Linked DNA regions of Homo sapiens: regions 2, 3, 4 and 5 are each linked to region 1. Evidence: chromatin contacts called from ENCODE Hi-C or POLR2A ChIA-PET data. All regions are on one chromosome and are shown on one strand. Each heading gives the region's core, a stretch centred on a gene start or an enhancer-like site at or near the end of the contact. The rest is flanking DNA. Distances are from core to core; before and after follow the strand shown.

What was found. Hi-C counts contacts between places; a loop is a spot of excess contacts on that map. ChIA-PET counts read pairs that join two places held with the same protein, here RNA polymerase II (POLR2A). Pooled maps may share reads with other maps.
Region 2: a loop to region 1 is called in a pooled map, with 11 times the contacts of the local background. The contact joins the promoter of TNFSF9 here to the promoter of ARHGEF18 in region 1. A Hi-C loop is called at or near these places in 5 of 37 single-sample maps with no recorded cell type and 4 of 50 pooled maps.
Region 3: a pooled map shows a loop between it and region 1 (4-fold over the local background). The contact joins the promoter of CCL25 here to the promoter of ARHGEF18 in region 1. A Hi-C loop is called at or near these places in 1 of 50 pooled maps. POLR2A ChIA-PET finds 5 or more read pairs at or near these places in 2 of 52 experiments (AG04449 and CD8-positive, alpha-beta memory T cell).
Region 4: a pooled map shows a loop between it and region 1 (10-fold over the local background). The contact joins the promoter of TNFSF14 here to the promoter of ARHGEF18 in region 1. A Hi-C loop is called at or near these places in 1 of 168 maps with a recorded cell type or tissue (endothelial cell of hepatic sinusoid), 7 of 37 single-sample maps with no recorded cell type and 7 of 50 pooled maps.
Region 5: a loop to region 1 is called in a pooled map, with 4 times the contacts of the local background. The contact joins the enhancer-like site here to the promoter of ARHGEF18 in region 1. A Hi-C loop is called at or near these places in 3 of 37 single-sample maps with no recorded cell type and 3 of 50 pooled maps. POLR2A ChIA-PET finds 5 or more read pairs at or near these places in 1 of 52 experiments (CD4-positive, alpha-beta T cell).

Annotation. Positions count from the first base shown.
Region 1 is chr19:7,346,854-7,351,843 of GRCh38, reverse strand. ARHGEF18 (Rho/Rac guanine nucleotide exchange factor 18) reads right to left here and starts at 2,907. Exons shown (of 29, transcript NM_001367823.1): 1 at 2,603-2,907.
Region 2 is chr19:6,528,567-6,533,556 of GRCh38, reverse strand. It overlaps TNFSF9 (TNF superfamily member 9), which reads right to left and starts at 2,531. Exons shown (of 3, transcript NM_003811.4): 1 at 2,254-2,531; 2 at 741-771. The coding sequence starts at 2,520. RefSeq lists enhancers at 151-651, 652-1,152, 1,754-1,853, 4,624-4,883 and silencers at 2,264-2,333, 2,474-2,703.
Region 3 is chr19:8,049,906-8,054,895 of GRCh38, reverse strand. It overlaps CCL25 (C-C motif chemokine ligand 25), which reads right to left and starts at 2,136. Exons shown (of 6, transcript NM_005624.4): 1 at 2,074-2,136; 2 at 1,774-1,896. The coding sequence starts at 1,846. RefSeq lists silencers at 4,134-4,193, 4,494-4,583.
Region 4 is chr19:6,668,059-6,673,048 of GRCh38, reverse strand. TNFSF14 (TNF superfamily member 14) reads left to right here and starts at 2,889. Exons shown (of 4, transcript NM_001376887.1): 1 at 2,889-3,198. The coding sequence starts at 2,980. RefSeq lists a silencer at 1,760-1,859 and enhancers at 2,430-2,659, 3,040-3,129, 4,030-4,219, 4,280-4,369.
Region 5 is chr19:6,798,153-6,803,142 of GRCh38, reverse strand. All of the region lies in intron 1 of VAV1 (vav guanine nucleotide exchange factor 1), which reads right to left. Among named protein-coding and RNA genes, the nearest start is that of VAV1, 28 kb to the right of the region's middle. RefSeq lists enhancers at 1-168, 1,051-1,120, 911-1,431. Within about 2 kb of position 2,127, at least 27 of the 41 ENCODE cell types and tissues checked have a DNase peak (open chromatin) inside an H3K27ac peak, as active enhancers do; they include CD4-positive, alpha-beta T cell, where a contact is called at or near this core.

The DNA.
Region 1 (4,990 bases), core at 1,658-4,157:
ATGCATTTATAATCCCAGCTACTCAGGAGGCTGAGGCAGGAGAACTGCTTGAACCCAGGAGGTGGAGGTTGCAGTGAGCTGAGACTGTGCCACTGCACTCCAGCCTGGGCAACTCTGTCTCAGAAAAAAAAAAAAAAAAGAGAGAGAGAGAGAGGCAGAGAGAAAATACAGTAGCATATGATACAGGGATGGCTGGATGGGATCCTTAAGAAGTCCACTCTAGCTGGGCACAGTGGGTCATGCCTGTAATCCCAGCACTTTGGGAGGCTGAGGTGGGGGGATCACAAGGTCAGGAGATCAAGACCATCCTGGCTAACACGGTGAAACCCCGTCTCTATTAAAAATACATAAAATTAGCCGGGCATGGTGGCGGGCGCCTGTAGTCCCAGCTACTTGGGAGGCTGAGGCAGGAGAATGGCGTGAACCCGGGAGGTGGAGCTTGCAGTGAGCCGAGATCGTGCCACTGCACTCCAGCCTGGGCAATAGAACAAGACTCCATCTCAAAACAAACAAACAAACAAACAAACAAACAAACAAAAGAAGTCCACTCTAGCAGACTTGCTTACAGATTGAGATCCACCATGGGTATGACCCAGAACATTTCAGAAGATGGTGGGACTGCTCAGGAAGGAAGGCCTGGGGACAAGGTCAGTATGAAGGCATAGGTGAGGCTGACAATGTTTTCTGATCTATTACGTGCCAGACACTGCACTAAGATCTCACAGACCAAACTTCATAAAGGCTGAGCGAGGTGGTTCATGCCTGTAATCCCAGCACTTTGGGAGGCCAAGGCAGGCAGATCACCTGAGGTCAGGAGTTCAAGACCAGCCTAACCAATATGGTGAAACCCTGTCTCTACTAAAAATACAAAAATTAGCTGGGCATGGAGGCGTGTGCCTGTAATCCCAGCTACTTGGGAGGCTGAGGCAGGAGAATTGCTTAAACCCGAGAGGCGGAGGTTGCAGTGAGCTGAGATTGCACCAATGTACTCCAGCCTGGGCGATAGAGCAAGATTCTATCTCCAACACACACACACACACACACACACACACACACACACACACACACACACACACCCACCCCAAAAAACTCAACAGCCTTTTAACAGATGAGCAAACGAAAGCTCAGAGCAGTTAAGTCATTTGCCCAAGGCCACATAGAGGCCAGGGAACTGGGATTTGAACGCCCAGCTGTCCAACACAGTCACCATGTCATCTACAACAGTATCGAGCATCAACATATGCCCATCCCTTTGTCATGGGCTAGGGGATGCCCAGGGAGGCATGGGAGACAGCCCAGACCAGAAGCACCGACGTGTTTGCAGTTGCCATCTACTGGTTCTTCAAGGCATAATGAAAAGGCTGCCTCTACCAAGCAGCCCTCCCAGAGTGACTCCCAGTCACAGCAAGGGAGTTGAAATGTGGCTGATTATGAGGGCAACCCTTTCCTGACCTCCTTTGGTTGTCATGTTCTTTTCTCAGAACTGCAGGTGACCTGGCCTTGGAGCATCAGCCCCCAGCGTCACTTCCTAGCTCCATCCTCTCTGGCCCCAGCTGTCCACTCTAGCTCAATTCACTCCCTCCTGGTTCTGGGGCCACCTTCCTAGACCTCAGGGTGCCTGAAGCCTGCCCTGCAGCATTGGGGGCTGGCAGGAAACAACAGACTGGGTGTGCCCAGCAGAAACCGCAGCCTTCCTCCCCCACCCCTCCCAGTCCCAGGCAGGCGGTGGTGCAGGAGGTCCCCCTAAGAAGGGGCCACGAGAGGAGACAGGGGATGTCTCCCAAGGGGGAGAACCCTCACCTGGAGGAAGGCTGCCTGGGTGGAGGGATGTGCTCTCTGGATGATTTCAGATCAGGACAAGACCCTTCTCAGGGCTGGTTGTCAGCCATCAGCCTTAAGTGTGAGTTTGTTTTGACAGTGGATTCAGAATCTGCAACAGGGAGGTTCTTGGGGGGCCCGGAATCTGCAGTTTAAGATGCAAAGGGCACCTGAGCCTTTGCCCCAGCTCCCCCATTCATTCTCTGTCTCCTGTCTCCACGCAGGAGGGCCTTGGCTACAAGGAGCTCTATCGTCCTTTCTTTGCTTTTCTTTTTCTTTTCTTTGTTTTGAGACTGAGAGGCTCACTTCAACCTCTACCTCCCGGGTTCAAGCCATTCTCCTGCCTCAGCCTCCCGAGTAGCTGAGATTACAGCTGCCCGCCACCACGCCTGGCTAATTTTTGTATTTTTAGTAGAGACGGGGTTTCACCATGTTGGCCGGGCTGGTCTCCAACTCTTGACCTCAAGTGATCCGCCCTCCTCAGCCTCCCAAAGTGCTAGGATTACAGGTGTGAGCCACCGCGCCCGGCCTCCACCCTCCTTTCTTACCTAGCAGCCCCTCAAGGATCCCCGTCCCCTGGGGTGACCTCTTATGACCACAGATCTCTGCACAATGAACGCAAGGGTCAAACAGCTTCCCCCACCCACTCAGGAAGCAAGTTGACTGCAAGGGGGAGAGAAACAGTGATGTATGTCTGCTCGCTGTCCCCCTAGACTTCCCAGACCCCACTGCCACTCTGTCCCGATGGGTCCATCTCTCTCCACTTCCCAGGATAAGTACTTACCAGATAGAGCTCAGTTCTTCAACCTGCAGGCACCTAGCCTGGCTAACAGCTCCTGCAGCTCCCATGACCTACGGCCAGCGTTTCGAGCTGGCCCAAGGGAACCGCTGGCTGGGTAGAGCCTGGGATAACCACAGAATGACCCAATAGCACCTCGACTTCCTCTTTCTCAACTGCCTGCCTGCATGCTTGCCACTCTGCTCCCAGCTGCAGGCCAATCTAGGGGCCTAAAAAGAGCCCAGAGGATGGGGGTTCTGGAGGCAGAGAGCCCTGCTCCCACCCCTCAGCCCTGCGCATGCAGGTGTCTTGAGGAGGAGGGGTGGGGAGCTGGAGGGAGGCCCAGCGTCCTCAACCCCCACCCCAGCAGCTTCCTGTGGAACCAACTGCTGAAGAGGAACAGGGTGTGGGGGCCTCACCCAGGCACATGGGTGTATAGACAGCAACATATAGGGACGTGCAGGTCATGTGTATCCGTAGAGACTCAGGCACCCAGACACACACCAGCATGGTGGGTACACACAGAGAGACAGAAACACACGTGGCTACATTGTTACATGGGTACCTGGAAGCTGGCGGAACAACATGGTGTGCTGGTAACGTTTAACAACCACCTCTCCGATTTGTAGCCATTGCCAATTCTCCTGGTGTAAATACCCCCAGCATGGCCGATTTCACCTACCAGTGTGATGTCACCGAGTGTGGAGTTGATAGGAAATGCTCAGATTTGGCTTTTTTTAGAAAACAACAACAACAACAACAAAAAACTGTTTATTTTATTTTTAGAGATAGGGTCTCATTCTGTCATCCAGTCTGGAGTGCAGTGGAAAAATCATAGCTCACTGCAGCCTCAATCTCTTGGGCTCAAGTGATCCTTCTGCTTCAGCCTCCTGAGTAGTTGGGATTACAGGCACATGCCACCATGCCTGGCTAAGTTTTTTGTTTACAGATAATTTATGTATAATTTATATATACTTTATATATAATTATATATGGATTATATATAGACTTATATATAATTTATATATAATTTTTTATATATAATTTTTCTTTTGAGACAGGCTCTCACTCTGTCATCCAGGCTGGAGTGCAGTGGGGGTGATTTTGGTTCATTGCAACCTCCATCCCCTGGGCTCAAGTGATCCTCCCACCTCCGCCTCCTGAGTAGCTGGGACCACAGGCACACATCACCACGCCTGGCTATTTTTTTTTGGTTTGTATTTTTAGTACAGACAGGGTCTCACCATATTGCCCAGGCTGGTCTCGAACTCCTGGGCTCAAGCAATCCTCCCACCTTGGCCTCCCAAAGTGCTGGGATTAGAGGCACGAGACATGGCGCCCAGCCTAAGTTAATTTTTTTTTTTTGTAGAGACAGGGATTTTATTATGTTTCCCAGGCTGGTCTCAAACTCCTGGGCTCAAGCAGTCCACCCGCCTTGGCCTCCCAAAGTGCTGGGATTACAGGCATGAGCCATGATGCTCCACTAAACTTGGCTCTTGGGCTGGCTTCAGCCTGTCACTGGAGTGAGTACTCTACAAAAAATTTAAAACTTCGCCACATTTGGTGGTGCCTGCCTGCAGTCCCAGCCGCTCCGGAGGCTGAGGCGGGGAGGCTCACTTGAGCCCAGGTGTTCAAAGCTGCAGTGACCTATAATTGTGCCACCGTACTCCAGCCTGGGTGACAGAGTGAAATCCCATTTTTTTTAAAGAAAGTTAAAATGGTAAATTTTACGTTATGCCTATTTTACCACATTTAAATTAATCACTTTAACATTATTTTTGCTGCATTTTCCATAATCTATGCTTTTTTTCCTTTTCCTTTTTTTTTTTTTTTTTTTTTTTTTTTTTTTTTTGAGATGGAGTCTTGCTCTGTTGCCCGGGCTGGAGTGCAGTGGTGCAATCTCAGCTCACTGCAACCTCTGCCTCCTGGGTTCAAGTGATTCTCCTGCCTCAGCCTCCCAGGTAGCTGGGATTATAGGTGACCCCCACCACACCAGGCTAATTTTTGTATTTTTAGTAGAGACGGGATTTCACTATGTTGGCCAGGCTGGTCTCGAACTCCGGACCTCAGAGGATTCGCCCACCTCAGCCTCCGGAAGTGCTGGGGTTACAGGTGTGAGCCACCACACCTGGCCTCATAATCTATGCTTTTGATGTTGCTTTTGTGTATGGAACCTGTTTGGTAGAAATACTGTATAATGGTTTGCTGCTGTCCATATCTTTCTGACTCACTGTTCGGTGGCATCACTTGAAATTGGCTGTGGCGAGAGTATTTACACCATGAGGACTGGCAATGCTATAAATCAGTGCTCTCCACTGGAGAGGTTCAACATTTACCAGCACACTACTGCACAGCGGTGCACACAGATGGTTTTGGGATACTGCACAATCACAC
Region 2 (4,990 bases), core at 1,282-3,781, 820 kb after region 1:
AGGGGGAAGGGGTCTTTGGAGGGGGAAGGGGTCTCTGGAGGGGAGAGGGAAGGGGGAAGGGGTTTCTGGAGGGGGAGGGGAAAGGGGGAAGTGATCTCTAGATGGAGAGGGGAAGGGGGAAGGGGGTCTCTGGGAGGGGAAGGGGGAAGAGGTCTCGAGCGGGGAAGAAGTCTCTGGACGGGGAGGGAAGGTGCTGGGAGGAGTGTCTTGGAAACTGGGAGAGCATGGGGCTGGGGAGGGTTTGGGGAAGGGGCAGGGAGGAGGGTCTAGGGGGAGGGAAGGGGACAGGAGGAGGGCCTGGGGATGGGGAAGAGAATGGGAGTAAGGAGGAGGCTCTGGGCGAGGGGAAGAGGTAGGGAAGAGAGGCTGGGAGAGTGGGGAAGGGGCAGGAAAGAGGGAAGAAAAGCAGCGGGGAAGAGGGTTTCGAAAAGAAGGAGGCCAGAGACACAAAACCAGGCTGGGGGTTGGGGGTGTCAAGCCCCAGCTCTGAGAGGGCAGGGGTCCCAGGTGGGCCCAGATGGGGGTCTGATGGGGAGGCCATGGCATCCAGAGAGTCAGAGCAAGTCAGAAAGAGGGATCGGTGGCGTTCAAAGAGGGGAAGTAGCAGCTTTCAGAGACAGCAGCGGTCAAGGGTCAAAGCCAGTGTGCGGCAGAGCCTCACTCTCCAGGTTCCCCCTTCTTCGTATCCCGGGGTGGGGATGGTGGGGGGCCAGGGACCGGAAGTGGCGGAGGATACTTACCATTTTGGGCCACCAGCTGCGCAAACATGCCCTGTTAAAAGTAGAAAGGAGGAAAGTGGATGGGGGTTCCCCTAGAAAATGGAGGTTCTGTCCCCACTCACTTCAGCTGTCAGGGTCCCCAGAGTCTGTGCCGACCTGAAGCCTACGCTTCCCTTCCCTCCCAACTAAAGAACAGAGACCGCACACACACACACACAAACACACAAACACACGAACACAAACACAAACGAACACACACACGAACACCCACATTAACACACAGACACACGAACAAACACGAACACACACACGAACGCAAACACAAACACACACAAACACCCACACGAACACACACAGACACACACGAACACAAATATCCAAACACACCCACATGAACACAAACACCCACACGAACGAACAAACACAAACACCCACACGAACACACACCCACACGAACACAAACACACCCACGAACACACACACATACGCACCCCCACACGAACACACACACACGAACACAAACACCCACACAAACACGAACACACACACACACACACACACACACACACACGAAGCTGGTGGCTCAACCTGCCCCAAGGACAGATCTCCAAGAATTCAGGAGGGAAAAGCGATCCCTCTTCTTTCCAGCCCCCTTGGGGGTATTCCCCTGGGGGTCTTGAAAGGGAGAGGGGTACCTCAGATGTTGGGGATAAGGCTCTTTGGGAGTTAGCAAAGGAACTGGGGGTCTCCTTGGCGGTCCCAGATAAAGAGGAAGTGCCCCCCTCGGATCGGGGATGGAAAAAAGGTTCCCCCCAGAGATGCAGAGCTTGTGGGGGTGCGGGGTAAAAAGAGGTGCCCTCAATGTCCTAAGTCCTACATAGAGAAAGGAAGCCGTCGAGGGTTGGAGAACCGCGGAGGGTCCCCCGTCCAGGGTGCAGATGGGGTGCCTTGGGAATGCGGAATGAAGAGGGGTGCCCCCACCCACTGCCACATGGAGGGAAGCCAGCCTTTCTCCGACCCGGGGTGCAGAAGACGTATCCCTGAGGGGTTGAGGACTGTGGGGGTCTCCTCCTCCTGGCCTGGGGTGCTGATGGGGTCTCGGGATGCGGAATGAAAGGGGTGCCCTCCCGTGCAAGACGGAGAAGGAGAGCCCTTGGAGGTCCAAAAAGAACTTGTGGGGGTCTCCTCTCCCCCTCCCGGGATACAGATAGGGTCTCGTAGCGGGCGCAGGATGAAAGGGGTGCCCCCCGGACTAGAAGAAGGAGACCCTTGGGGGGTCCAAAAAGAACTGTTGGGCGGTCTCCTCCCCGCCCCCGGCCTGGGGTACAGATGAGGTGTCGTAGGGGTGCGGGATGAAAGGTGTGCCCCCCCGGCCTCGGTGCTAGATGGAGAATGGGAGCCCCGGTGGGTCTCCTCTCCCCGGCCGGGAGTGTAGAACAGGTGTCCCTGGGGGTGCGGGAGGGAGAAGGGAGTCCCAGAGGGGCGGTAGGGGTCTCCCGCGAGACCAGCTACCGAGGGTCGGGGCACGTCTCACCTGCCGCAGGTCCAAGAGGCCGGCGGGATCGTCGGGCGAAAGCTCGGGACCCTCGCGGAGTCTCGGGCTGGCCGCGGAGCCGGGCGAGGCGCGAGCCCCGGACACGGCCCAGGGGCAGGCGAGGAAGACGGCGCAGGCGGCAGCGAGCAGCAGCAGCAGCAGCAGCCCCGCGACCAGGGCCCAAGGCAGTACGCGGCAGGCGCGAGCGCGGGGCGCGGGAGGCCACGGGGCTTCGGGGTCCAGTGAAGCGTCAGAGGCGTATTCCATGACGAGAGACTGCGGGAAGACACAGCGCGCCGCTTTTTATAGCTGCTTGGCTACAAAAGGAGGCCACGCCCCTCCGCCCGCGGCCACGCCCCTCCGCCCGCGGCCACGCCCCTTCCCAGCCCAGAGCCTTTCCCCTCGTCCCCGTGACTCTGCGGAATTTTCTCCACTCGGATCTCTCTCCGCTTTTCGCTCTCCTTTCCGTTTCCGGCCTTCCAAGCTCGGCTCCAGGTTCCTTTCTCCCTGCTGTCTCTCCATCGCCCTGGTTCTCCCTCTCTGCCGCTCTTTCCCGGTATCTCTGTGGGTCTCTTGCTGACTCAGTCTCCTTTGCTCTCTGTGTCTCCCCGTTAACGTCTTTCTCTGTCTCTGTTGATTGCCTCTGCAGTGGGTGGAAAGAGATCTTTCTCTCTCTCTGCCAATTTATGTCTATGCGTGCCTCTGTGCCTGTATTATCTCTGTCTCTGTCTCTCTCTATCTCTGTCTCTAATTCTCTCTCCCTGTCTCTGGCTCTGTTATCTCTGTCTCTGTATCTCTCTGTCTAACTCTGTCTCTGGCTGTTATCTCTGTCTCTCATTGTATCTCTCTCTGACTCTCTCTCCCTGTCTCTGGCTCTGTTATCACTGGCTCTGTCTCTCTATCTGTCTTCTCTCTCTCTGCCTCTGACTCTCTCTCCCCATGTCTGGCTCTGTTATCTCTGTCTATATATCTCTCTCTGTCTCTGACTCTCTCTCCCTATCTCTGGCTCCGTTATCTCTGTCTCTGTATCTGTCTCTGGCTCTGTTATCTCTGTCTCTCTATCTCTGTCTCTGACTGTCTCTGGCTCTGTTATCTTTCTCCCTCTCTCTGCTTCTGTTATCTCTGTCGCTGTCTCTGGCTGTGACTCTCTCTCTCTGTCTCTGTGTCTGGCTCTCTCTGTCTCTGTCTCTGACTCTGTCTCTGGCTCTGTTATCTCTGTCTCTATGTCTCTGTCTCTGTGTCTCTCTCCCTGTCTCTGGCTCTTTTATCTATGTCTGTCTGTCTCTTTCTCTCTGTCTCTGACTCTCCCTATCTCTGGCTCTGTTATCTCTGTGTCTGTCTCTCTGTCTCTGACACTCTCTCCCTGTCTCTGGCTCTGCTATCTCTGTCTCTGTATCTCTCTTTGTCTCTGCCTCTCCCTGTCTCTGGCTCTTTTATCTATGTCTGTCTTGTGTCTCTTTCTCTCTGTCTCTGACTCTCCCTATCTCTGGCTCTGTTATCTCTGTGTCTGTCTCTGTCTCTGACACTCTCTCCCTGTCTCTGGCTCTGTTATCTCTGTCTCTGTCTCTCTGTCTCTGGCTCTGTTATCTCTGTCTCTGTATCTCTCTTTGTCTCTGCCTCTCCCTGTCTCTGGCTCTTTTATCTGTGTCAGTCTGTGTGTTTCTTTCTCTCTGTCTCTGACTCTCCCTATCTCTGGCTCCGTTATCTCTGTCTCTCTCCATCTCTGACTCCCTCTCTTTATGCATCTCTGTGTCTCTCCCTGTCTCTGTATGTCTCTGGCTCTCACTCTTTCTGTCTCTCTCCCTGTTTCTCTCTGTCTCTGATTCCCTCTGTCTCTCTCTGACTCTCTGTCTCTCCCTGTCTCTCTCCTTTTCCTTCTTTAGTCTCTCTTTGTCTCCTTCCCCTCCTCTCAGCACCCCCTAGCCCCCCATCACTAGGACTCCCCCGGGTTCCCCCACATCCAGCACTTCCTAAGAAGGGTCAGGCTTCAGCCAAGCCTCAACCACCCTCACTCCTGGAGCATCTGCCCCCTGATCCCCAACCCCCCAGTGGAACCCTGAGTGTCATGCTCAGCCCTCCTGGCCACCTTCCCCGGGACCCCTGGGCCTTCCCTGGCCTGCCCCCACCCACCCACTGGATGGTTCCCGGCAGGAGCCCCTCGGGACCCTACAAGCAGAAGCTCGGAGAGTCCAGGTGGAGAAATTCCCCTTGCAAGAAAGGGACAGTGTTGAGCGAGTTGGAGGAAACACATTTCCCATCTGCTCTGGCCTGCTGGAGGCGGCCAATCCGGGGCTGGGAGGATGGGCCAAGAAGCGGTGAAAACTTGGCCCCAAAAGAGGAAGCACTCCCAGATGGAGAGGGACGTGACCCGGGGAAAGCCCTTGGCTGGTGTTGAAGTCCTGGTCTGCCCAGACCAGTGTGGGTCCACAATGGCCAACTCCCTTCCCATCTCCCAGCCCCATGGGAGATGGGAGGGTAGACCACGCCTTTCATCCCTCTGCTAGCAGAAGTCAACAGCCCATAAAATAAAGGGACTTTTGTTTTGCTTTCAGATACAAGGTCTTGCTCTGTCGCCCAAGCTGGAGTGCAGTGGCACGATCATAGCCCACTGCAGCCTCCAATCCTGGGTTCAAGCCATCCTCCTGTCTTAGACTCCTGAATAGCTGGAACTACAGGCACATACCACCATGCCTACCAATTTTTTTTTTTAATTTTTTACTTTTTATAGAGACAGGGT
Region 3 (4,990 bases), core at 887-3,386, 700 kb before region 1:
GGCGACAATAGCAAAACTCTGTCTCAATGAAACAAAACAAAACACCAACCAAACAAACAAAAAATTGTTTTAATACAAAGTAAAGAGCTCTCAGTAAATGTCAATGTCTAGACAAGCAGAGATGAAACACACAGATGAATTAGACCTAGTGTTGTCTTCAGGGAGCTCCCGGGAAACTGATCTCTGCAGAAAGGGGGAAGCACAGGCACTGTGGGGGGTGCCCAGAGGAGGAGGAGGTGATGCCAGAAAGTTCTGGGGGGATGAGCAGGTGGAATGAATGAGCCGAGGATGAGCTGATGAGATAGTGGAGGAAGCTGGGGTGCAATTCTCTGCCTAAATGGCCTTTGGAGTTCTCTGCAATCTCACCTCTGCCAGAACTAACCTCCAGAGGCCGAGTCTGAGTCCCTGCAGAGCCCAGCCCAGCAGGAGCAGGGAAAGGGAGGACTCGAGCCCTCCAGGTGTCTCCCAACCGCGGCCTCTGAGGGCAAGGGGCAGCGCATTCTGTTGGAACCTCGGACTGCAGTGCCAGGCAGGTAGTTCCCAAGGCTGGAGGCCAGGATCGAAGGGCTGGGCTGGGCCTGGCTCTGATAGCAAAACAATCAGACCACAGCCCAACCCCCTTCCCAGGCAAAGGCCAAGGACTTGGACCCATCAGACCCAGCCGAGGGGCAGGTGGGTCAGGTGGGGGCAGACAGGGAAGGAGGGTGGGACCCTGGGTCTGCCGCCCAGCCAGGGACCCTGCTTTGGCCAGCTGCTGAAACTCAGAGGATGTAGGACCCAGTGTCAGGGCTCCCGTGGGGACACCCCAGGCCCAGGAATTGTCCTTTGGCGACTGAAATCCTCAAGTGCTTGCTCTGCGGTAGGGAGTGGGGAAGAAGGAAAGAGTTCCCTATTAATAACAGGAACAGTTACTATTGCCGCCGCCAGACATGAGGCCTAGTCTTTTGCAGGCATGAGCTCACTGGACCCTCAAGTCAGAGCCATGCAGTGGGAATTTTAGATTCCCACTTTGCAGCTGAGGAAACGGAGGCTCCTAAAGGTTTAGGAAGCCGGGCACAGTGGCTCAAACCTGTAATCCTAGCACTTTGGGAGGCTGAGGCAGGCGGATCGCCTGAGATCAGGAGATCGAGACTACTCTGGCCAACATAGTGAAACCCCATCTCTACTAAAAAATACAAAAATTAGCCGGGCATGGTACACACGCCTGTAGTCCCAGCTACTTGGGAGGCTGAGGCAGAAGGATCGCTTGAGCCCAGGAGGCGGAGGTTGCAGTGAGCCAAGATCGCGCCACTGCACTCCAGCCAGGGTGACAGAGTGAGACTCTGTCTCAAAAAAAAAAAAAAAAAAATGGTTTAGGAGCAACTAACTCTCAGCTGGACTGCATGGAGGGACCAGGATGGGAATCCACTCTTGTCAGTCTCCAGGGCCCTGATCTCCAACCCCACCCCTGGCTCGGCAGGATTAGGATTCTACAATACATCCCTGGCAGTAACTGGCTTTGCCCACAGCTGGAAGCCACCCTCTGCTCCCTCACATCTTTAGGAGTCTTGCAAAAGACTCCATGGGGCTCTCGAAGAAGGAACTGGGGACTCTCCATCTCCCCGACCCCATCCCAAGAGCTAACCAAACACCAGGAGTTCCTGCATGTCAGGAGCGGGAGAATTCAGTGGAGATGGGATTGGGGAGACTTCCGGAGGAGATAAGAGACAAAAGGGGTGGGGTGGGGGCATGGGGAGAGGGGCACTTGGTGGTAGGCATTGCCGAACACAGTACCTTGGGTGTGGACAGCGGGGGCCCAGGCTCCCAGGAAGCCGGCCACCAGGCAGGCCAGGAGCCACAGGTTCATGCTGCAGGCGGGTCCTCCTCCCTGGGCACCTGGACGAATAACGGGGCCACCTGGGGTCGTGGAGGGAAGTGGTAAGGACTGAGGAAGAGGAGGGGAGTGGGTACTGGGAACATCCCCCCTCTTAAGCCCCAGGCATATGGCAAGGGAAGGAGGTTGTATAAAGTAGGAACAAGTTGTGCTGGAGGGAAAAGCTGTTCATCTCAGTCATGTTCAAGGAAAAGACTCACCGATATCCACTGGGTCAAGGGAGCTGATGCCCGCCGGGCTGTAGGCCAAGCTGTCCCATCTGCAGGACCAACACGCTGAGCTTCACTCTTTATAGACAGAGCCCCACCCAGCCACCCCCTGCCCGCCCTCCTCCCTTCCTCCTCCTCTCCACCTGCACTCTCAGCCTCTGGAATTCTCCCTCTTCTACAGCAAGCTCCAACCTCGACCCACAGGCCCCCTTGCCTCCCCACTCCCCATCCCAGGCCTCCCAGCCAGCACCCCTACTGTCTCCAGAAAGGGCCTTTTCCCCTGTTTCCCTCACCTGCACACACCTGGTGGACACTGGCTGCCTGCGAACAAGGCTCAGACTGCCTTGAGCCCCCAAACAAGCCCTTACCTTCATGCTCCCCCCGCCCTCAAGCCACCTGTTCCCTGGTGGGTCCCCAACTTCACTCCATTTCCCTCTCCTTCCACACCATGGTTAGGTAACTTAGCATGTCACAGAAATCCTCTGGTTGTGATCACAGGCAAATCCATAGAAACAGAAAGTAAATTAGCGGTGGCCACAGGATGGGGGGAGGGGAGAATGAAGGACTGACTGTGAGAGGGTATGGGTTTCCTTTTGTTCTGAAATTAGATGAGAGTGATGGTTACATAACTCTATGAATATAGTCAGCACGGCACAATGGTGCACCTCCCACCGGTGAACAACCCCAACAAGAAAGAAACTCTCTAGGCCAGGCATGGTGGCTCATGTCTGTAAGCCCAACACTTTGGGAGGCCGAGGCCAGAGGATTGCTTGAGCCCAGGAGCTCAAGACCACCCCGGGCAATATAGAGAGACCTGCGTCACTACAAAAATTTTTTAAAAAATTAGCCTGACGTAGTAGTGCATACCTGTAGTCCCAGCCACTCAGGAGGCTGAGGTGTGAGGATTGCTTGAGCCTTGGAGGTTGAGGCTGCAGTGAGCTGTGATCATGCCACTGCACTCCAGCCTGGGCAACAGAGCAAGACCCTGTCTCAAAAAATGGAAAAAAAAACGGTGGCCGGACACAGTGGCTCACACCTGTAATACCAGCACTTTGGGAGGCCGAGGCAGGCGGATCCTCTGAGGTCAGGAGTTCGAGACCAGCCTGGCCAACATGGCAAAACCCCATCTCTACTAAAATTACAAAAATTAGCCGAGTGTGGTGGGGGGGCACCTGTAATTCCAGCTACTCAGGAGGCTGAGGCAGGAGAATCGCTTGAACCCGGGAGGCGGAGGTTGCAGTGAGCCGAGATTGGGCCACTGCATTCCAGCCTGGGCGACAAGAGTGAAACTCTGTCTCAAAAAAAAAAAAAAAAAAAAAAACAAAAGAAAAAGAAAAAATGGAAGAAATGTTTTGTTTTTGGAAGAAAAGCCAGGAGCCCCGGGTAGCCATGCCCTCAGGAAGCAAAGCAACATTCACCGAGAAGGCATGTCTTTTTTTTTTTTCTTCTGAGACGGAGTCTTGCTCTTTTGCCCAGGCTGGAGTGCGGTGGCGCTGTCTCGGCTCACTGCAAGCTCCGTCTCCCGGGTTCACGCCATTCTCCTGCCTCAGCCTCCCGAGTAGCTGGGACTACAGGCTCCCGCCACCACGCCTGGCTAATTTTTTGTATTTTTAGTAGAGACGGGGTTTCACCATGTTAGCCAGGATGGGAGAAGGCATGTCTTCTTTCCCTGGGGCAGCAGGACCCAGCCAGGACACAGGGACTGGGGGAGACACGAGGTGAAGATTAGGGAGGGCGAAAGGAGCGCTGCAGAGGCCGCACAGCTGATTGCTTTAAACTTTTTATCGCCTGCATCCATAGCTACATCTGACCTCTGTGGGTATTTATCACATCCTAAACTCCTTTCTCATTTCTCCCCTTCCACTGGGAGCCCAGAGGCGGCGGCCCCTAGCCTACTTCCCTGTCCCAAACCACATGGCCGGGTGAGTGGGGCTTAGAGGTGGGGCCGGGCCTGGTGGGTGTGGCTTCTAGCCGGGGACGTGACTAGATAAATGACACTTAGAGCCCAGGGGCAGGGCTGGGTGGGCGTGGCTTATGGCTATGGGCGGGGCTTGCTATATGGCTCCGAGTCAGGGGCAGGGCAGAGTGAGTGGGATTTAAGACAGTGGGCGGAGCCTGACAGATGGCGCTTATGGTAAGGGGCCGGGCTTTGTAGGAGGGGCTTAGACTGGGGCGGGGCTTGCACGGTCAGCCCCGCCCCACCAGAGCAGTTAAGACGCGTCGGGGGCAGGTGCTCTCACCCGTCCCGTTGCTGCGGCCAGTGGCAGCCCACGGGCCGGGGCGCTGTTCCAGTTCCTCCGCCTCTTGCTCTGGGTGGGTGAGGCTGGACCAGGACGCGGCTCCGCGTGGCTGCGAGCGTGGGGAAGCGGCGTGGCGGGCTGGGGCCAGCCTCTCCGCTACGGCTCACTGCCCCCTACCTTCCCAACCCGCGGGCCGCGGCCAAGACGGTGTTACCCAGACTTGGGGGAGGTCCCCAACGTGAGTCTCCCTCCCTGCCTCACCCCTCACTGTTTGTCCCGCCGGCAGCCTTCACGGGGAGGAAGGGTTCCCAGTAAGGGGGCCCTCCAGGGACCAGCAAGCACGGAGCACTGGGGTGGGCGCGCTGGGGACCTGGGACCCAGGGGTTGGAGCAAGAAACGGGATGATCCCGGAGTTCTGAGGACCACAGTTGCTTTGAGTAAAGGCCAGACCTTCACAGTCGGGGCTGGACTGGCCTCTTCCACTCCTGCAGCAGCTGGGGGCATTAAGAGTAATCCGCTATCGGCCGGGAGCAGTGGTTCACACTTGTAATCCCAGCACTTTGGGAGGCCGAGGCGGGCGGATCACCTGAGGTCAGGAGTTCGAGATCAGCCTGGCCAACATGGTGAAACCCCATCTCTACTAAAAATACAAAAAAAAAAAAAAAATA
Region 4 (4,990 bases), core at 1,640-4,139, 680 kb after region 1:
AGGTAATGTGAGTGGGCCGCACCTGATCAGTTGAAGGTCTGAGGAGTAAACACCGAAGTTTCCTGAAGAAGGAATTCTGCCTCAAGGTTGCAACTTAGTAATTCTGCCTGAGTTTCCAGGCTTTAGGCTTTAAGACGGTAGTGTCACCTCTTACCTGAGCCTCCAGCCTAACTGGCTTGTCCTGTGGACTTCAGACTTGCCAACTCCCATGATTGTGTGAGCTAATTTCTTAAAATAAATGTGTTACACACTCTCTCTGACTCTATACATCTCTCTCTCTCTCTCTCTCCGTCTGTCTTTGTATCTCTGTGTCCCTGTCTCTCTAGTTTTCCATGTCTGTCTCTTCTCTGACTCTGTATCTTTGTCTGTCTCTACAGATCTCTTTTTTTTTTTTTTTTTTTGAGACAGTCTCATGCCATTGCCCAGCCTGGAGTGCAGTGGCACAATCTCAGTTCATTGCAACTTGTGCCTCCCGGGTTCAAGTGATTCTTGAGCCTCAGCCTCCCAAGTAGCTGGGATTACAGAAGTGTGCCACCACACCTAGCTAATTTTTTATTTTTTATTTTTGTATTTTTGATAGAGACAGGGTTTCCCCATATTGGCCAGGCTGGCCTCGAACTCGCGACCTCAGGTGATCCACATGCCTCAGCCTCCCAAAGTGCTGGGATTACAGGCGTGAGCCACCGCACCCAGCCTATAGATCCCATCTCTATCTCTCTGTGTATCTTCTATTGGTTCTGTCTCTCGGGAGACACCTGACCAATTCAGGGAGGGCTCCTGTGAGAAGTTTCTTGAGTCAAGACGCAGATGAGCAGGGGGAGCCTGCTTTGGAGATCTAGGGAAGATGGTTCCCAGCAGCAGGAAGAGGAAGTGCAAAGACCCAGGATATCTGTCTGGGGCAGAGTGAGCAAAAGCACGAGGGTCCAACCACAGAGGCCCCAGTGAAGGGCACTTCGTGTCTTAGCCTAAGCTCAGGGGCAAGCTGGCAGCAAACTGTATCTATAAAGGGCCACATAAGTGTTTTTGGCTTTCAGGGCCAAGAGGTAAAATCAAGGATATTACAAAGATACTTATGAAACAAGACAGAAGCCAAGTGCAGTGGCTCACGCCTGTAATTCTAGCATTTTGGGAGGCTGAGGTGGGCAGATCACCTGAGGTCAGGAGTTCGAGACCAGCCTGGCCAACATATAGACAACATATATGTTACAACATATATAATGGCCAACATATAATACAAAAATTAGCTATGCATGGTGGTGGGCGCCTGTAATCCCAGCTACTCAGGAGGCTGAGGCAGGAAAATTGCTTGAATCCGGGAGGCAGAGGTTGCAGTGAGCCAAAATGGCACCACTGCACTCCAGCCTGGGTGACAAAGTGAGACTCTGCCTCAAAAAAAAAAAGAAAGAAAAAGGCTGGGTGCGGTGGCTTATGCCTGTAATCCCAGCACTTTGGGAGGCCAAGGCAGGCGGATCACGAGGTCAGGAGATTGAGACCATCCTGGCTAACACGGTGAAACCCCGTCTCTACTAAAAATACAAAAAATTAGCTGGGTGCGGTGGTGGGCGCCTGTAGTCCCAGCTACTCAGGAGGCTGAGGCAGGAGAATGGCGTGAACCTGGGAGGCGGAGCTTGCAGTGAGCCGAGATCGCACCACTGCACTCCAGCCTGGGCGACAGAGCGAGACTCCGTCTCGAAAAAAAAAAAAATCCACGCTTGAATGCATGCACACTCATACATGGACCTCCCCACACACATGAACACACCCGTGCAAGTGCGCACACACACATACACGCACCAATGCACAGGCACACACACATGCACACACCTGCACACAGCACATATATGCACACCCACTTGCACATGTGATGCATGTTCACACATACACACACGTGCACATGCATGCATGTACATGGACCACATGCACATGCACACAGATGACCATACACATATGCATGCACCTGCCCACATATGCACGCACATTTACATGCCAGCACATGTATGATACACAGGCATGCGCCTGCACATGTGTACATGATACACACTTGCATGCACACAACTGAATACACACATTCACATGCACACACTGCACACATATATGCATGCAGACAAGCACACACACAGAGCACACATCCACTCCTTTATTCCACTCTTGTGTTTTTCACTGCACTTGTCACATCAAAACACAACAGAAGGCCGGGCATGGTGCGGCTCACGTTTGTAATCCCAGCACTTTGGGAGGCTGAGGTGGGTGGATCGCTTGAGGTCAGGAGTTCGAGACCAGCCTGACCGACATGGTGAAAACCCATCTCTACTAAAAATACAAAAAGCAGCCAGGCGTGGTGGCACGCGCCTGTAATCCCCGCTACTTGGGAGGCTGAGGCAGGAGAATTGCTTGAACCCAGGAGGTGGAGGTTGTAGTAAGCTGAGATCGCGCCACTGCACTCCAGCCTGGGCAACAGAGCGAGACTCCATCTCAAAAACAAAACAAATAAACGAACAAAAAAACCCACAACGTATTATTTTCTTGTTTACGAGGTTTCTTGTCTCTCTGGCTCCACCAGAAGAGGAGCAGGGACCCTTCTTGCTGTTGTTCATTGCTGCATCCCCCACACCGAGAGCAGAGCCTGGCATGGGCAGAAAGTCCTCAGTCGATATTTGGTGGCCCCAAGCGAATGAAGCATCCAAGAAGGGAAAGCTGGGGGCTCCCCACTGCACTTGCCACCTGAGTCACATTTTCAGAAGCCTCTGGAAAGTGTGAGAGTCTGTATGAGTGAGAGTGAGACAGGGCCAAGACCGGGGGCGGCGGGTACCGGAAGAAGAGGAGGGTGAGTGGGGGAAGGGGTGGGGCTGAACCCCAGCTCTAAAGGCGGCCCACGGGTGCCTGTCCGCAGCGTGCACAGCCCAGGAGTGTTGAGCAATTTCGGTTTCCTCTGAGGTTGAAGGACCCAGGCGTGTCAGCCCTGCTCCAGACACCTTGGGCATGGAGGAGAGTGTCGTACGGCCCTCAGTGTTTGTGGTGGATGGACAGACCGACATCCCATTCACGAGGCTGGGACGAAGCCACCGGAGACAGTCGTGCAGTGTGGCCCGGGTGGGTCTGGGTCTCTTGCTGTTGCTGATGGGGGCCGGGCTGGCCGTCCAAGGCTGGTTCCTCCTGCAGCTGCACTGGCGTCTAGGAGAGATGGTCACCCGCCTGCCTGTGAGTGGGACCGGGGGGCTGAGAGCAGGTGGAGGTGAGGGGGGCTCCCCTGTGTCATTGTGGGTCACTGTGTGTCTGTGTGTGTGTGTGTGTGTGTGTGTGTGTGTGTGTGTAGGACAGGGCACAGGCTGAGAGCAGCTGGCTTGACTGGTTGCTGCTCCCAGCCTTGGGCAAGTGAATTCACCTCTCTGAACCTCAGTGTCTTCATCTACAAAATAAGGGCAGTCTCTTCATAGGGGACGAAGTATGCTATGGCATGTGTAGTACCAGACGATGCCAGCTCCACCCGTCGGAACTGACACCCCAACACTGCCATGCACACCCCTGTGCACACACGCATGCATTTTCTCTGTACTTTTTTATTTTTGAGACGGAGTTTCACTCTCGTTGCCCAGGCTGGAGTGCAATGGCATGATCTCTGCTCACCGCAACCTCTGCCTCCCGGGTTCAAGTGATTCTCCTGCCTCAGCCTCCCGAGTAGCTGGGATTACAGGCATGCGCCACCACGCCTGGCCAATTTTGTATTTTTAGTAGAGATGGGGCTTCTCTATGTTTGTCAGGCTGGTCTCAAACTCCCGACCTCAGGAGATCCACCCGCCTCAGCCTCCCAAAGTGCTGGGATTACAGGTGTGAGCCACTGCGCCTGGCCTTCTCTGGTACTCTTATTACTGTTACTGCGATTGTCATTAATTCTCTGACCATTTCCATCTGTGGAAATTTCTCGGTCTGCTTCCAGCTGGCTGTGGATGTGTCCGCCTGTCTGTGTGCCTCACCTGGGGGTCTATGTGTGCCCAACACCATACCCCTGTGGGCTTGGCCCCTTTTGTGTCCTGGGTCTGGATCCGGTGGCCACACATTCGTGTCCATATACCCATGTGGACGTATGTGCGTGTACCCACATGTCCACACACCCGCCTAGCTGCAGCCGGTGTATTCACGTTGTCTGTCTTTGTCTCTGGGTCTCTGTGTCTGTAGACGCACATGGATCCATAAACCACAAACCACATGTCCACGCATCTGAGCCCACATGTGTCTTCTCAGCGTCATGATGATGTTGAGGTCTGTGCCCTGTGGCAGGTGCTATATCCCAAGGGTGGTGTCCATGTGTCCAGCCATCTCGCTGTCTGCATTTTTTTTTTTTTGAGACAAGGTTTCTCTCCCATAGCCCAGGCTGTAGTGTAGTGGTGCAGTCTTGGCTCACTACAACCCCACCTCCCAGGTTCAAGTGATTCCCTTGTCTCAGCCTCCTGAGCAGTAGCTGGGATCACAGGCATCCGCCACCGTGCCTGGCTAATTTGTGTATTTTTAGTACAGACGGGGTTTCACCATGTTGGCCAGACTTGTCTCGAACTCCTGACCTCAAGTGATCCACCTGCCTCAGCCTCCCAAAGTGCTGGGATTACAGGTGTGAGCCACCACGCCTGGCCTTGTCCCTGTATTTTTAAATATTACTTATTTATTTAATTAATTACATATTTATTTATCTTAGAGACTGTGTCTCACTCTGCTTCCCAGGCTAGAGTGGAGTGGCACGATCATAGCTCACTGCAGCCTTGAACTCCTGGGCTCAAGCAAGCCTCCTGTCCCAGCTTCATGAGTAGCTGGGACTACAGGCATGCACCACCATGCCTGGCTAATCTTAAAAATTTTTTGTAGAGATGAGGTCTTGTTGTGTTGCCCAGGCTGGTCTTAAACTCCTGGCCTCAAGCTGTCCTCCCACTTTGGCCTCCCAAAGTGCTGGGATTACAGGTGTAAGCCACTGCTCTGGGCAATGTTATTTATTTATTAAACC
Region 5 (4,990 bases), core at 878-3,377, 550 kb after region 1:
AACACCTCCAGCTCGCCCTGGAATTCTTTCCTGGGCAAAACAAAGAACCGTCCCAGGCTGAGCCCCAATTTAGGGCTTGCCTTGCCCTACATCGCATTCATCTACCGAAGGACAATTTGTTGCCTCCCAGTTTCAGCAATCATGAATAAAGCCGCTACAAAGACTTGAGTGTAAGTTTTTGTGTGGACATAAATGTTCAACTCCTTTGGGTAAATAGAGGACCTCAATACCTAGTACCATGTCTGACACATAGTAGATGCTCAATAAAATCTGTCGAATGAATAAATCTCCCTTTGACAGAGGAAACAACTGAGGCTCAGAGAGGGGATACTGCCCATCCCGGACCACACAGATAGGAATGGAGAACCAGATACCAGCACTGGATCCCAAAGTCTGTGCCTCTAACCTCTGTACAACACTGCCTCTTTGAACCACACTAAGCTGCTCCTGGTGCCTCTTAGAGAGTGGCATAATGAGGGCGCTCATGGGCAGGCAGATCACCAGAGACAATAGAGCAGATGGCTGTGTCTGTGGCTCGAGGGAGGAAGTTCCCTCCTGACCTCAGGGAGATCAGCTGAACCCGGAGACAGCTTCCTTCCAGTCATGTGATGCCTCAAAGAGGGGAAAGGGGGCATGATTCATCCCCTCTCCGGGCTGCGGTGGGGCCAGCTAAAGAAAGGGGCTCCATCAGACAGCAGCAGTGACTGCAGTTAGACCACCAGAAAGGACTTCCTGGTCGCCTGAAGAGTGTGAGAAAGTGGCAAAGGACAGGAGGTCCTTTATTTTTTTTAATTTTATTATTATTATACTTTAAATTTTAGGGTACATGTGCACAACGTGCAGGTTTGTTACATATGTATACATGTGTCATGTTGGTGTGCTGCACCCATTAACTCCTCATTTAGCATTAGGTATATCTCCTAATGTTATCCCTCCCCACTTCCCCGACCCCACAACAGTCCCCTGTGTGTGATGTTCCCCTTCCTGTGCCCATGTGTTCTCATTGTTCAATTCCCACCTATAAGTGAGAACATGCGGTGTTTGGTTTTTTGTCCTTGCTATAGTTTGCTGAGAATGATGGTCCTTTAAACAAACGTAGGAGAGGCATTATGAGGACGGTTCCTCCCTGCTGGGGGCAACCCCCCTCAGTGCCCCTCTTCCTTCCTCCAGGAAGAGGCGGGCACCCACTGTGCTGGCATCGTGCCCATATGCAAATCAGCACCCAGGCGCACTGCGGTGAACCCTGAGGTTCATTCTTCCCCATTTGCCAGCCAGCCTCCCATCAACAAAACCCCTGCCCAAGATGAAGAAAGAGCCAGAAAGGTCGGCTGGCTTTCCACGCTCCTTCGGGGAAGCAGTGTGCAGGGACAGAGGCCTCTGGGGTCTGGGAGAAGGGGACCCAGAGCCAAGCACGACGGCAGCAATCAACTCCCCACCCCCACCCCAGCACCAGGGAGCCGGCCGGAAACCGGAAATGCCTGTTACCAGGGCTTGGTTGGGGAGATAGAAAAAAGGGTGGGTGGAGGGGCCCTTTGCGTTCAACCCATCAGCCCCTTCATCAGGCAACCTCAAGCTCCCGAGGGTTCCCAGAGAGGGCGGGTGTGCTGTGCACCCTTTCAAAGCTCCGAAGCAGGGGTGCAGAGTGTGCACGCCTCATCCTAGCCCTCAAACCCTTCTGTGAGGAAGCCCGTCTCTCTTCTGCCCCATCCCCTACCACCCCAGCACACACTCCACTTTTCAGCACCGGTGGGAGGGTCAGGCAGATCTGGTTCGACTCCCAGACCAGCCCGGCAAGTTGAGGGAGCTTGGATGGGATCATTTTGCTTTCCGTTGATTCAATTGACTCATCTGTACGTCGGGAATGAAAATACTTGACCCAATGTTTGCGGTAGAGCCTGGTGTGAAACCCAGCACCCCAGACCCGGTCATGCATTAATTCAGCAAGCATGTGTGGAATGCCTACTGTATGCCAAGCACCAGAACCTAATGGTGATCAAGACAAACAGAGCTCTGCCCTTACAGGGCTTATGTAATCCAGCCAGGAGACAAACACTAAGCAGTCAGCAAGGTGAATAATTGATGATGAGGGTGGTGAGAGGGTGTGCCGGGAAGCACAGAGAGCTATGGGACCTGGTTAAATGCAGGAGGCACCTGGTAAGGCTTTGGGGTGGTACAGGAGAGAATGGTGCCATGCAGGCGACAAAGAGATGGTGAGCGGCTGGGTGCGGTGGCTCACGCCTGTAATCCCAGCACTTTGGGAGGCTGAGGCGGGCGGATCACTTGAGGTCAGGGGTTCAAGACCAGCCTGGGCAACATGGTGAAACCCCGACTGCACACACACACACACACAAAAATTTGCCAGGCGTGGTGACAGGCGCCTGTAATCCCAGCTACTCTGGAGGCTGAGGCAGGAGAATCGCTTGAACCCAGGAGGCGGAGGTGGCAGTGAGCCGAGATCACGCCACTGCACAGCCTGGGCAACAGACCGAGGATGTCTCAAAAAAACAAAAAACAAAACAAAACAAAAAAAAGAAGCTGGGTGTGGTGGCTCATGCCTGTAATCCCAGCACTTTGGGACGCTGAGGTGGGTTGATCACTTGAGGTCAGGAGTTTGAGACGCGCCTGGCCAACATATAGTGAAACCTGTCTCTGCTAAAAATACAAAATTAGCTGGGTGTGGTGGAACACGCCTGTAGTCCCAGCTACTTGGAAAGCAGAGGAAGGAGAATCGCTTGAACCCAGGAGGCAGAGGTTGCAGTGAGCCGAGATCATGCCACTGCACTCCAGCCTGGGCAACAGAGCAAGACCCCATCTCAAAAAAAAAAAATGAGACAGATAGTGAAGCAAAGAAGAGAAGCATGCTGAGCAGCTGGCAGGAACATCACATGGCAGATCCACTTTGGAAAAGTTGGTACGTTTTCCTTGTTATTACTATTATTTTTTTACCTTGCAATTCCAGCACAAAGGAAGAAAAGTTGGTACATTTTCTTCTTATTAAAAAAAAAAATTAAGAAACAGAGCCTCACTATGTCGGTCAGGTTGGTCTCAAACTCCTAGGCTCCAGCAATCCTCCCGCCTCAGTTCCCCAAAGTGCTGGAATGACAGGCATGAGCCGCCGTGACTGGCCTGGTAAGTTTTCTTAAAACATTAAGCATGCACCTATCATACGATATATTCCATTACCAGGCATTTACTCAAGAGAAATGAAAGCACATGTCCATACAAAGACTTGTACAGAATGTTCATAGCAGCTTGATTCTGTTTTCTTTTCTTTCCTTTTTTTTTTTTTTTTTTTTTTGAGACAGTCTCAGTCTGTCACCCAGGCTGGAGTGCAGCCTGGCCCAATCACAGCTCACTGCAGTCTCAAATTCCTGGGCTCAAGCAATCCTCCTGCCTCAGCCTTCCAAAGAGTTAGGACTACAGGCATGTGCCACCATATCCAGCTAGCAACTTGATTCATGATAGCCAAAAGTGCCATCAGTAATTCAAACCTCAACCAAGGGGAACATCACACACTGGGGCCTGTCGGGGGCTGGGGGTTAGGAGAGGGATAGCATTCGGAGAAATACCTAATGTAGATGATGGGTTGATGGATGCAGCAAACCACCATGGCACGTGTATACCTATGTAACAAACCTGCACGTTCTGCACATGTATCCCAGAACTTAAAGTATAGGCCGGGCATGGTGGCTCACGCCTGTAATCCCAGCACTTTGGGAGGCCGAGGTGGGCAGATTATGAGGTCAGGAGTTCGAGACCAGCCTGGTCAACATGGTGAAACCCTGTCTTTACTAAAAATACAAAAAAATTAGCCAGGCGTGGTGGCGCACACCTGTAGTCCCAGCTGTTCGAGAGGCTGAGGCAGAAGAATCGCTTGAACCTGGGAGGCGGAGGTTGCAGTGAGCCGAGATTGCGCCACTGCACTCCAGCCTGGGCGACAGAGCGAGACTCCATCTCAAAAAAACAAAGCGAAACAAACAAAAAAACCTCCATCAAGGGATGAATGGATAAACAAACTGGGGTGCATCCGTACAACAGAATGGTACACTGATACATACAACAACATGGATGAACCAGGACATCATGCTCAGGGAAAGCAGCCAGTCACAGAAGACCACAGATGGTACCATTCCACTTACATAAAACTCCAGGAAATACAAACTAATCGACAGTGACTAACAGCAAATCAGGAGGTACGAGGGAATGAGAGGTGGGAGGAGGGGGAGGCAGGGAGGGGTGGGATGGAGGAAACTTTGAGGGGCAATGGATATGATCCATTGATTTCAAGGCTGGGTTCATAGTTGCACACATATGTCAAAATTTATCAAATCAGGCCAGGTTCAGTGGCACACACCTGTAATCCCAGCTACTCAGGAGGCTAGGGTAGGAGGATCGCTTGAGTCCAGGAGTTCAAGGCCAGTCTGGGCAACATAGGGAGACCCTGATTCTTTCTTTTTTCCCCCTTCTTTTGGGTGGGGGGGGGAAGGGGAGAAACAGGGTCTCACTCTGTCACCCAGACTGGAGTGCAGTGGTGCAATCCTGGCTCACTGCAGCCTCGACTTCCTGGGTTCAAATGATCCTCCCATCTCAGCCTCCCAAGTAGCTGGGACTACAGGCACATGCCACTATGACCAGCTAATTATTTTATTTATTTATTTATTTATTTATTATTTATTAGAGATGAGGCTGGTCTCACCATGTTGCCCAGGCTGATCTCGATCTCCTAAACTCAAGCAATCCTCCCACACCAGCTTCCCAAAGGGGCGAGATTACAGGCTTCAGGCACCATGCCCTGCCAAGACCGTTTCTGAAAACAAATCTAGAAATTAAAGAAAAAATTGTTTACCAAATCATATATTTTTTTTTGAGACAGAGTCTCACTCTGTTGCCCAGGCTGGAGTGCAATGATGCGATCTCCGCTCACTGCAACCTCCGCCTCCCAGGTTCAAGCGATTCTCCTGCCTCCACCTCCTGAGTAGCTGGGATTATA